2 separate regions of the Homo sapiens genome follow, and region 2 is linked to region 1. A link is a loop called in an ENCODE intact Hi-C map of the cell type or tissue named here. Cell type or tissue: ovary. All regions are shown on one strand.

Region 1 (5,000 bases):
AATCTTTTTTTTTTTTTTTTTGAGACAGAGTCTTGCTCTATCATCCAGGCTGTAGTGCGGTGGCACAATCTCAGCTCACTGTAACCTCTGCCTCCAGGGTTCAAGCAATTCTGGTACCTTGGCCTCCCAAGAAGCTGGGATTATAGGCATGTGTCACCTTGCCTGGCCTAATTTTTGTGTTTTTAGTAGATATGGGGTTTCACCATGTTGGCCAGGCTGGTCTCAAACTCCTGACCTCAAGTGATCCTTCCACCTTGGCCTTGGCCTCCCAAAGTGCTGGGATTACAGTGGTGAACCACTGGCCCAGCCTACCGTGAATCTTAAAACAAAAAGAAAAGAAAAACAAAAAAAGTATAGAATCACCTAATCAAGTAGAACACTGAGCTCAATGTCTCATATGTAGCCAGCTCCAAGAAAAAGCTTATTGAATACTCAATGGATTTTTATCTGGCTAGGACAGGCAGGCAGGGCTCTAAGCAGAGAGGTGAAGGGATGAGCCTCAATGTAAACTCTATGGGAGATAAAGCCCAGAGTAGTGCCTGACACATATGAAGGGCTGAGTAAGAATTTACTGACTATATTAATTGACCGATGTAGCCATTTGAATGTCCTAAAGGCACATTAATCTTACTTTTTCCAACACCAAACTCATGCTTTTCTCATCCCCCATCCGCCGAAATCTGTTTCTCTGCCAATGTTCCCTATCATAGGAAACAAAGGGCAAGTATGGTGGCTCATGTCTGTAATCCCAGGACTTTGGGAGGCTGAAGTGAGAGGATTGCTGGAGGCCAGGAGTTTGAGGCCAGCCTGGGCAACGCAGTGAGACCCCCATCTCTACAAAAAATTAAAAACGAATTAGCTGGGCGTGGTGGCACATGCCTGTAGTCCCAGCTACTCAGGAGGCTGAGGCAGGAGGATCGCTTGAGTCCAGAATGTTGAGACTGCAGTGACCTGTGCTTGCACCACTACACTCCAGCCTGGGTGACAGAGCAAGATCATGTCTCAAAACAAAACAAAACAACCCCCAAACAAACAAAAAATGCAACAAAAAAGGAAATGATACCACTATCCTGTTACTGAAACCAGAATTCTGAATCATCCTTGACACACCCCTGTCCTTCTCCATCCTCCCACATGCAATCCACCACCAAGCCCCATTATCCTCTATCTTGACTCTATCTCCTTTTTTCCACTTCTGCTGCTATCACTGAGCCCAAGTCACTATCATCTTTCACCAGGACTGCAAGAATAATGACCTTTGACCTCATCTACTGTAAAGCTGCGGTCCCGCTTCAATCCATCTTCTACGCAAAACTAGCGGGATCTTTCCAAAACCCAAATCTGATCACCTACCTTCTTCTTCAACAAAATAAGACAATCAAGCACTCTTCGTTTTAATAAAGACCGAAATTCCTTTTTTTTTTTTTAAGGGAAGCAAGGGTTTATTGAAATGAAAGTACGCTCCACAGTTTGGGAGCTGGCTGGAGCAGTGGCTCAAAGGCCCCAATACAGAGTCTTCTCTGGTCCAAATACCCACTAGAGGCTTCCCACTGGCCACTTGGTGCTCGCCTCAGGTAAATGAAATGGTGGCCCACGATCAGTATGATTGCTTGTGGAAAGCAGCCAATTGGAGGCTGAAGTTACAAAAGTTACACTTCTATGCAAATGAAGACTTTGCCTGCAATCAGAGGCTGAAGTGAAGTTACACAGTTACACTCCCATGCTTTTTGCATCCAATCATAGGTACTTTCAATTTTCCATCTGCCACACAAAGGTGGGGGTTTGCAAAGGGAGTACCCTTTTAAAGACCAAAATTCTGATGTGGTCAACCAGGCCACGTAAAGGCTGTCCCTCAGCTGTCCCTCCAGCCTGTCCTCCCATGGTGCCCCAAACCCCTACTTTTCACATTCCAGCTAAAGCGGCTTGCTTTCACGTCTTCAAATGCATCCTACTCCTTTTTTGACACAGGGGTGTTCTTGCACTTGCTGCTCTCCCTGGCCCCTCTTTTTTTTCTAACATCCTAACTCTGGTCCTTCATATTTTAGTCCATTCTCACTTCTCCAGAGAAGCCCCCCCGGATCTCCCTAACAGGCGTCCCATGAACCTCTCCTTTGCGGCATGGTCACAATTGTCATTTCACATCTGTTTATGAGATCTACTGTCAGTCTCCCCTGCTAGGTCTCCATGAGGGCAGGAACTGTATTTTCTATTACCTAAAAGGGAGGCTTTCTGTCCGATGGTAGGCACTCACTTAGTAAATATTTGACAGATGAATGCATGGAGAGATTTTAAAATGCTTTTAAGATACATACAGAAAAGCGAATATATCATATAGGTACTGCTAGATGAATTTCCATGAAGTAATGGATACTCCTTTTTTTTTTTTTTCCTGAGATGGAATTTTGCTTTTTTACACATGCTGGAGCGCAGTGGCGCATCTCGGCTCACTGCAACCTTTGCCTGCCAGGTTGAAGTGATTCTCCTGCCTCAGACTACTGAGTAGCTGGGATTATAGGCACACATCACCACACCCAGCTATTTTTTTTATTTTTAGTAGAGACGGGGTTTTGCCATGTTGGCCAGGCTGGTCTCGAACTCCTGACCTCAGGTGATCCACCCGCCTCAGCTTCCCAAAGTGCTGGGATTTCAGGCGTGGGCCACCGCGCCCAGGCTGGATAAACTTATAAGAAGTTTTTGTTCCAGATTTTGGATTCCTAAACTTAGCATCAAAAGGGAAATAGTATGTAAAGATAACTATAGGGAGTGAGCACTAGAGGGCAACATAGGCAAAGGAATGCAGAGCCGCTCCACCAGGCAGTGGTCCTGGACAATGGTGGATGCCCTGTGGTTTCTCAGAGGTACAGAGAATTCTGGGAAGCTCCAAAGCCACCCAGATACCTTTCTTTGAACAGAGGCCAAAGAATTCTCCCTTGAGGTGTTCAGCAAGAGGGGGGATGCCTTGTTATGGCCACTCCTTAACTGGACTTTTCAGGAGCAAGGAGGATGATATGGGAAGTTAATTTTAGGAATACCTAGGGATGTGAAGGAGACGGAAAGTTGTCCAAAAAATTGCACAAGCTATGTCTCTAAAATGAGTTTGGGATTCAAAGCAGCAATAGTGACCTGACAACCTTGTCACCCCTTACGGTGAGCTTCCGCTATCCCTAATCTGGTGATGCGGTTGGACGTATGACTCCTGCTGTGTGCTTCTTTCCAATGGCTCTCCCTCTGTTTCTGACTTCCAGCTACTGCCCCTTCACTTCTGCTGCCCTTCCCCAGTTGCCACCCCTAGAGGCCTTACTAAAGGTTTATCGTGAGCTGCTGATTCGTAGTGATGAGGGAGTGATCAAGAAACCACCCACCATCTATCTGGTTGTAAGTGGCCTTTTTAAAGGTCATTGGTCTGTCCTATATCCTGCCTGCTATAATCAGCAGTGTGGACAAGGTAGCAAGGCCACACACAACACTAACCACAACTTTGTGAAAGGAACCACCTCAGAAGGATGACAGGTTCTGGATTATTCTTCAAAATACTTGAAAATAAATTAAAAGCACCACCAGCTCATTAGCAACCCAGTTAAGGAACCACAGGCTAAACTGCTTTTAATCATCATTCTTTTTGGCCACGGAGTATACATCAGCCTCCATTCATTCTGGATTAAAGGACTTTGAGGCCGACATTCCTGTTTGATTCTAGATAAGTTCACTTGCAAACTGTTTGTCCTTGGGCAAGTCACTAACCTCTGAACCTCTGTTTTCATATCTGCGCAATGGGGCAATTAGTACTTAACCCTTTGGGAATAGGGTGAAAGCTTTTTGCAAGTTGTAGAGGGCTGTTGTGTCAGTGGCTCTCGATCTTACTTACATATCGGCACCACTGTGGTGTTTTAAAAATATAGATGCCAGCTGGGTGCAGTGGCTCATGCCTGTAATCCTAGCACTTTGAGAGGCCAAGGCAGGTGGATCACTTGAGGTCAGGACTTCAAGACCAGCCTGACCAACATGGTGAAACCCCATCTCTACTGAAAATACAAAAATTAGCCAGACATGGTGGTGTGCGCCTGTAGTCCCAGCTACTCAGGAGGCTGAGGCAGGAGAATCACTTGAACCCGGGTGGTGGAGGTTGCATTGAGCCAAGATTGCCCCACTGCACTGCAGCCTGGGTGACAGAGCCAGACTCTGTCTCAAAAAAACAAAACAAAACAAAGCAGAAAAACATATAGATGCCCTAGTCCCTATTTCTGGAAAATCTGATTTGAGGGTTGGTGGCATTCAAAATGTTCTATAAGTGATTTCATTGTACATGCTGAGTTAAGGAGCTCTGTACATTATGGTACTTTTATTTTTATCTTATTTATTTATTTATTTATTTGAGATGGAGTTTTGCTTTTGTTGTCCAGGCTGGAGTGCAGTGGTGCAATCTTGACTCATTGCAACCTCCGCCTTCTGGGTTCAAGCAATTCTCCTGCCTCAGCCTCCCGAGTAGCTGGGATTACAGGTGCCTACCACTATGCCCGGCTAATTTTTTATTTATTTATTTATTTATTTATTTATTTATTTATTTATTTTAGTAGAGACGGAGTTTTACCATGTCGGTCAGGCTGGTCTCCAACTCCTGATCCCAGGTCATCCACCCACTAGGCCTCCCAAAGTGCTGGGATTACAGGCGTGAGCCACCGTGCCTGGCCAAGGTGGTATTTTTATTATCTAGGATGGACAAAGAGAAACAATTTGCAGAGCTGAGGCCATGACTCCTGCGCATCCATCTATTCTCTGGTCATTATTCTTGGCAGAAACTAGCCTGTATTAAAGCACTCAGTTGTGTCAGGGGCCCATACTCAGGAACCTACAGAAAAAGATTTACTTCCTGAGGCCAATGACCCTGGGCAGGACTGAAGTCATGAGCAGGACATAAGTCATATAAATGATAGAAGGGGTGTACACACCTGAGATCGGACATTTATTATATCAGTGGTAGGCTGAGGTCCAAGTTCAGGGCA
Region 2 (5,000 bases), 830 kb after region 1:
GGAAGCACTTTACATAGTTATTCTGTATGTTCCCTCCTCCAGCATCAATCTGCAGGTCTAAAAGCCCAGCCAATCATCGGCAAGTTTTGGACCTTCTGAAAAGCGAGGTAGATGTGAGTTCAGTGACAAGGTTGCCAGGCAAAATGTTGGATATCCACTTAAGCTGGACTTTCAGATAAACTTGCAATAATTTCTTTTAGTGTAAGTATGTCTCAAAAATTGCATTTGAATTTGAAAGTCCAGTTTAACTGAGTGTTTCACATTTTCACTTCCCTAAATCTGGTAAACTCTATTAAGGAGCTGGGAATACCAGACCCAGATGCCTGTGTCATTTTGCAAGGACTCTGAGATTAACTGAGAGAACATTGGAGAAAAACAGTAGTCCTGTTTTGGTTTTATTCCTCCCAGGACTAATAAAATTATTTGTTAAATAGTTTCTTTCTTCTGGGGATCCAGGAAGATGATTGTTAATGAATATTTAACTAGAATAAAGAGGGGACAGGCAGGATGGCTTATGCCTGTAATTCCAGCATTTTGGAAGGCTGAGGCAGGTGGATCAGTTGAGGTTAGGAGTTCAAGACCCCCGTGGCCAACATGGTGAAACCCCCTCTCTCCTAAAAATACAAAAATTAGCCAGGTGTGGTGGTTGGTGCCTGTAATCTCAGCTACTTGGGAGGCTGAAGCAGGAGAATCACTTAAACCTGGGAGCCAGAGGTTGCAGTGAGCCAAGATGGTGCCACTGCTCTCCAGCCTGGGCAACAGAGAGGGACTCCATCTTAAAAATAATAATAAAATAAAATAAATAAACAAATGAAATAAAATAGAATAAAGAGAAACAACCATACTTTCGATGACTGCTGTAGGAGAAGGCCTCTCATAAGGGTTTCACATTGGGAAGGGTGGGGTGCAAAGTCCATATATCGGCTCTTTTGGAATTCAGTGTGGTTGAAGGAGGTTGGCACAGTGCCTGTGTGTTCAGTTGCCCCAGGACAGTCCTAACTTACAGTCCTAACTGTTGTCCCACAGTGATCATGAACAGTGCCACCTTTCACTCTCAAAAATATTCTTCTGGTTTTCAGTGATAAAGGATGTGACCATTTCATGATGTGGCCAATAAACTCTGAGAACTGGGCTGGACTTTTTATAAACTGGGGGTGCCACATGACCTCACTGAGCCTCCCTTTCTTTATTTGTGAGTGATGGGGCATTGGGAAAAACTCTGAGCTCCCTTCCCAGCTTTGAGACTCTAATTTTGTGGATGTCTCTGGGCACAGCTAATGGTAAGAGGGCATTTGTTTACTTTCAGTTTGAAAATGATGTGATTTCAATTTTCATATACGCTGTGTCTGTTCATGCTAGCAGGGTTATATTAGTTTCCAAAAATCTTTCAAGAGAGAAAACTTAAAATTTTTGCTTTGTCCTTGGGATATGGAGACCAAATGCTAGGTAGTACCTGAAACAACTAGAGTTTCAGTGAATAAAGAATCGCAAGTGACCAAACATAACATTGGCTAATGTGAGCCCAGTTATGTAAGCAACATTTTAGATTTAACAAAATTGTGTAAGTGATACCAGAATATAATTAAATTTCTACCTTTTTACTCCTCTCTTATCTATGATGCTCCCCTAAACCAGGTTTATGTAAATCCTTCCAGATTTTGAAATACAAATCTGTATTTGCATTCATTTACATACATAGACATATAGTTTTTTAAATGAAAAATATGTACTTAACATTTTTAGTACATTGCTATTAATAATTTTCAGCCATCCTTCTCTTTCACTGAAGACAGATACATCGCAATCTTTTTCTTTTTTTAGCTGTGTGGTATATCAGAGTGTGGGTATATCAAAATATATTGAAATAATCTACTGATAGAGATTTAGTTTGTTTCCAATTGTCTGCTATACATGCACATACATATGTATATTCATGTAGCATACATTCTAGAAACAGAAAATTTCATCTTAATAGTTATTGCTAAATTGTTATTTTAAAAGGCTCTTTTGATTTGCATGCCAAATTGGGGGTGTGTTCCTGGAACTTGAAGAGAAATTTTGCATGAAAGCAAGGAGTCAAGGTGTTGGTTTGTCCTGAAATTTAGCTCTAAGTAATCTTTTTTTTTTCTTTTCTTTTTGGCAGTGATTCCTTGATCTGTGCAGTTGGATCAAACCTAGACCAAATTCAATCTTACTTATGTATAAACTTGGTCGCCATGACCTTGTGATTATCTGGGGAGTGATTTCTTGGTGTAGGCTGCAGTCCAACTATGAATGACCCTGATGGGAGAACACTTTTATCCTTCCATCTATAGAAGCTGAATTAGGCTTACTGGGATTAACTGGGACTGAAGGACTTGTTCATCTACTTTAATTATCCTGCCAATGAGAGCTTTTTTCCAGGCTGGATTTTGGATCACAAGAAGAATGGAGGCTGAAGAGACTGATAGCAGAGCTCAGTTAAAGATCTTATAGAAAAGGCGCTCAGAAGGGAAACTCTCGCCTAATGTAGTAGATAAGATTTTATTTTCTTTTTTTCTTTTCTAAAGGAGAGGCCATATTTAAAAACAAAACAAAACAGGTGCATTTTGTAAACTTTGAGTGTTTTGGCTCGTTGATGAAATTATTTCTCTAAGAAACCACATGAAAAGGCAGGAAGAAAAAAGGTATGGTTTTCTTTGCTCTAAAGCAAATCAGGCTTTTCTGTACTGAAACTTGCACCCATAAAGCCAAAGTTAACAAAAGGATGAAAGCTGGGAAAATTGAGGGACTAGGAGAGCTGAAGACAAAGACTGGACAAAATGGCCATCTTGCCATCATTGTGTTCTCTGCTGCCCTCTAGTGGTGCTGCGGGGGAATTGGGTGTAAAAATGTCTGAAGGTCATCCTTATGGAGCTGAATTGTAGAAGAGCGAAAGGCGGCATAAGGTATATCCCTTAAAGTGGCCCATCTTGTCAAATAGCCTGTCTAATGATGAGGGAACAAATATTGTCTCATAGAAACCATAAAACAGTGGAGCGTATGCTGCAATGAAGCTATCTAATAGTAGAAAAGAAAAATTATGGGAAACAGGACACCCTTTCCACCTAATTCAGTGCAACATACATATATTCAGCAAAGACCCTGTGCCAGATTCTGTGCCCAGCACTGGAAATGCAGGGAAGAATTCAACATGTCTCCTGGGTTTGGGCTGATCCAAATGTAGAGGGTGGGCACAAAAGAACAAGTGAGATTGCAAATAGCCGTATAAGAGGCATTTGACAAGACGTTTGCTCTTGATAGTAATTCCTCAGTCAAAATGAGATTACTCATGGAGCATTTTCATTTGTTCTAAAATAGGAAAACATTGCCTTGATCTGGGTAGAGGTGACAGCTCAGGGAATGGATAAAGTTTTCTTTCTTCTCTCTCTTTTGTAAAACACTGAATTTGGGCTGCTGAGATGGCACAACTATGACAGCTCAAAGTTTTAGTCTTGGTTTGAAGATGAAAGCCAAATCATGTACACGAGTTCTTTATTCCTCTGCAAAATAAATTCCTCTGTGAACTACAGGGAAATAAAAGGCTCTACTGAGGGGGATTGTCACACTGAATTGCAGCAGAGTCAAAGATGGCCACCTGCCCCCCATCTGTGCAGAGCTGTGCCTGATGCTCCTGAAGGAATCTTTTGTAGGCTCCTCCCCATCATCAACCTTAGGAACCCTCTTTATTTAGGGACATGGGCTTTGCTAAGGAATTCTCTCTTTCAGTTCTTTTGCTATCAGTTCTGGATTGCATTTAGTAAGAATTGATCTTCCACTCTTTGCATTAACCAAGAAGCAAGAGAGAGCATGAGGAAGAGTTAGATTAAAGGTGAGGGTTCTTTTTCAGTATCCAGAGAAACACTAATGTAAGTGTGTGTGTGTGTGTGTGTGTGTGTGTGTTTGTATTTAGGGAAGCTACTTGTACCTTAATCTGGAATTTATTAGAAGACCAAGGACTAAATCTCTTTAGCATCCATTCCCCTGCCTTCTTGCATTCACATTGGACTTTTTAGGGGCAATCAGTCCTTCTTACCCTCTGTCCTTATGGCTTTAGAGTTCATGCCACCTCTGACAGGTAAACCATAACTGGCCACTCAGAGTGTGACAACCTCTGGCAGCGTGATAAGTTCAGGGAAGGGCACAAAACCTGGACTGGACCAATCAGGGAGGTTGAGAGACTCCATTTGGGGGTGTTTATGGAAGATCTTGGGGCAAAGCACTGTGTTTATTCTGGGGTTTCTTAGTCATTTCTTGTATTGCTATAAAGAAATACCTGAGACTGGGTAATTTATAAAGAAAAAAGGTTGAACTGGCTCACAGTTCCACAGGCTGTACAAGAAGTATGGTGCTGGCATCTGCTTGGCTTGTGGTGAGGCCTCAGGAAAGTTACAATCACGGTGGAAGAGAAGGGGAAGCAGGCGTCTCACATGGTGGGGGCAGGAGTGAGAGAAACACTGATGGGGGAGGTGCTACATGCTTTTTAAATAACCAGATCTTGTGAGAACTCATTCACCATCATAAGAACAATACCAAAAGGATGGTGCTAAGCCATTCATCAGAGACACCTCCATGATCTTATCACCTCCCTCCAGGCTCTACCTCCAACACTGGGGATTACAATTCGACATGAGATTTGGTGGGGACACAGATTCAAACCATATCATGGTGTAAATAAAAAAGATGGGACATAAGCATGGAGCTGTTGATATCTTTCCGTCACGAAGAGATAAGTTATCTAAGAGTGAGACCACACTAGAAGAAAAAAACAAACTTGATGTGATGGTCCTAATGACACTGTTTGAGTTCCTGGATACAGTCATATTTGCAGCCTCATATATCTAGCCATGAACTTTTCAGTTAAGTGAGCCAATCTTTTGTCTCCTTTGTGTGCACTGAATCACTTGAAGGATTTGTTAAAATACCTATTGCTGTGCCCCACCTCCATGTTGGTCGAGGGAGCTGCCTGTGAACTTGCATTT

The links. A loop is a pair of places that touch in the nucleus more often than their neighbours do. Peaks named below come from ENCODE experiments on the same cell type or tissue, not always from the same donor. Only the 100,000 strongest peaks of a DNase experiment are listed, where the experiment ranks them.
Region 2: a loop joins it to region 1, with 5 times the contacts of the local background. A loop is called at or near these places in 52 of 110 quality-filtered maps.

Annotation. Positions count from the first base shown.
Region 1 is chr16:53,020,392-53,025,391 of GRCh38, reverse strand. No RefSeq gene overlaps it. Among named protein-coding and RNA genes, the nearest start is that of CHD9NB, 30 kb to the left of the region's middle. In ovary, no CTCF peak of the experiment used is centred here; a DNase peak (open chromatin) is centred at 2,776.
Region 2 is chr16:52,189,570-52,194,569 of GRCh38, reverse strand. No RefSeq gene overlaps it. Among named protein-coding and RNA genes, the nearest start is that of CASC22, 66 kb to the left of the region's middle. In ovary, a CTCF peak has its summit at 2,859 (motif pointing left); a DNase peak (open chromatin) is centred at 2,841.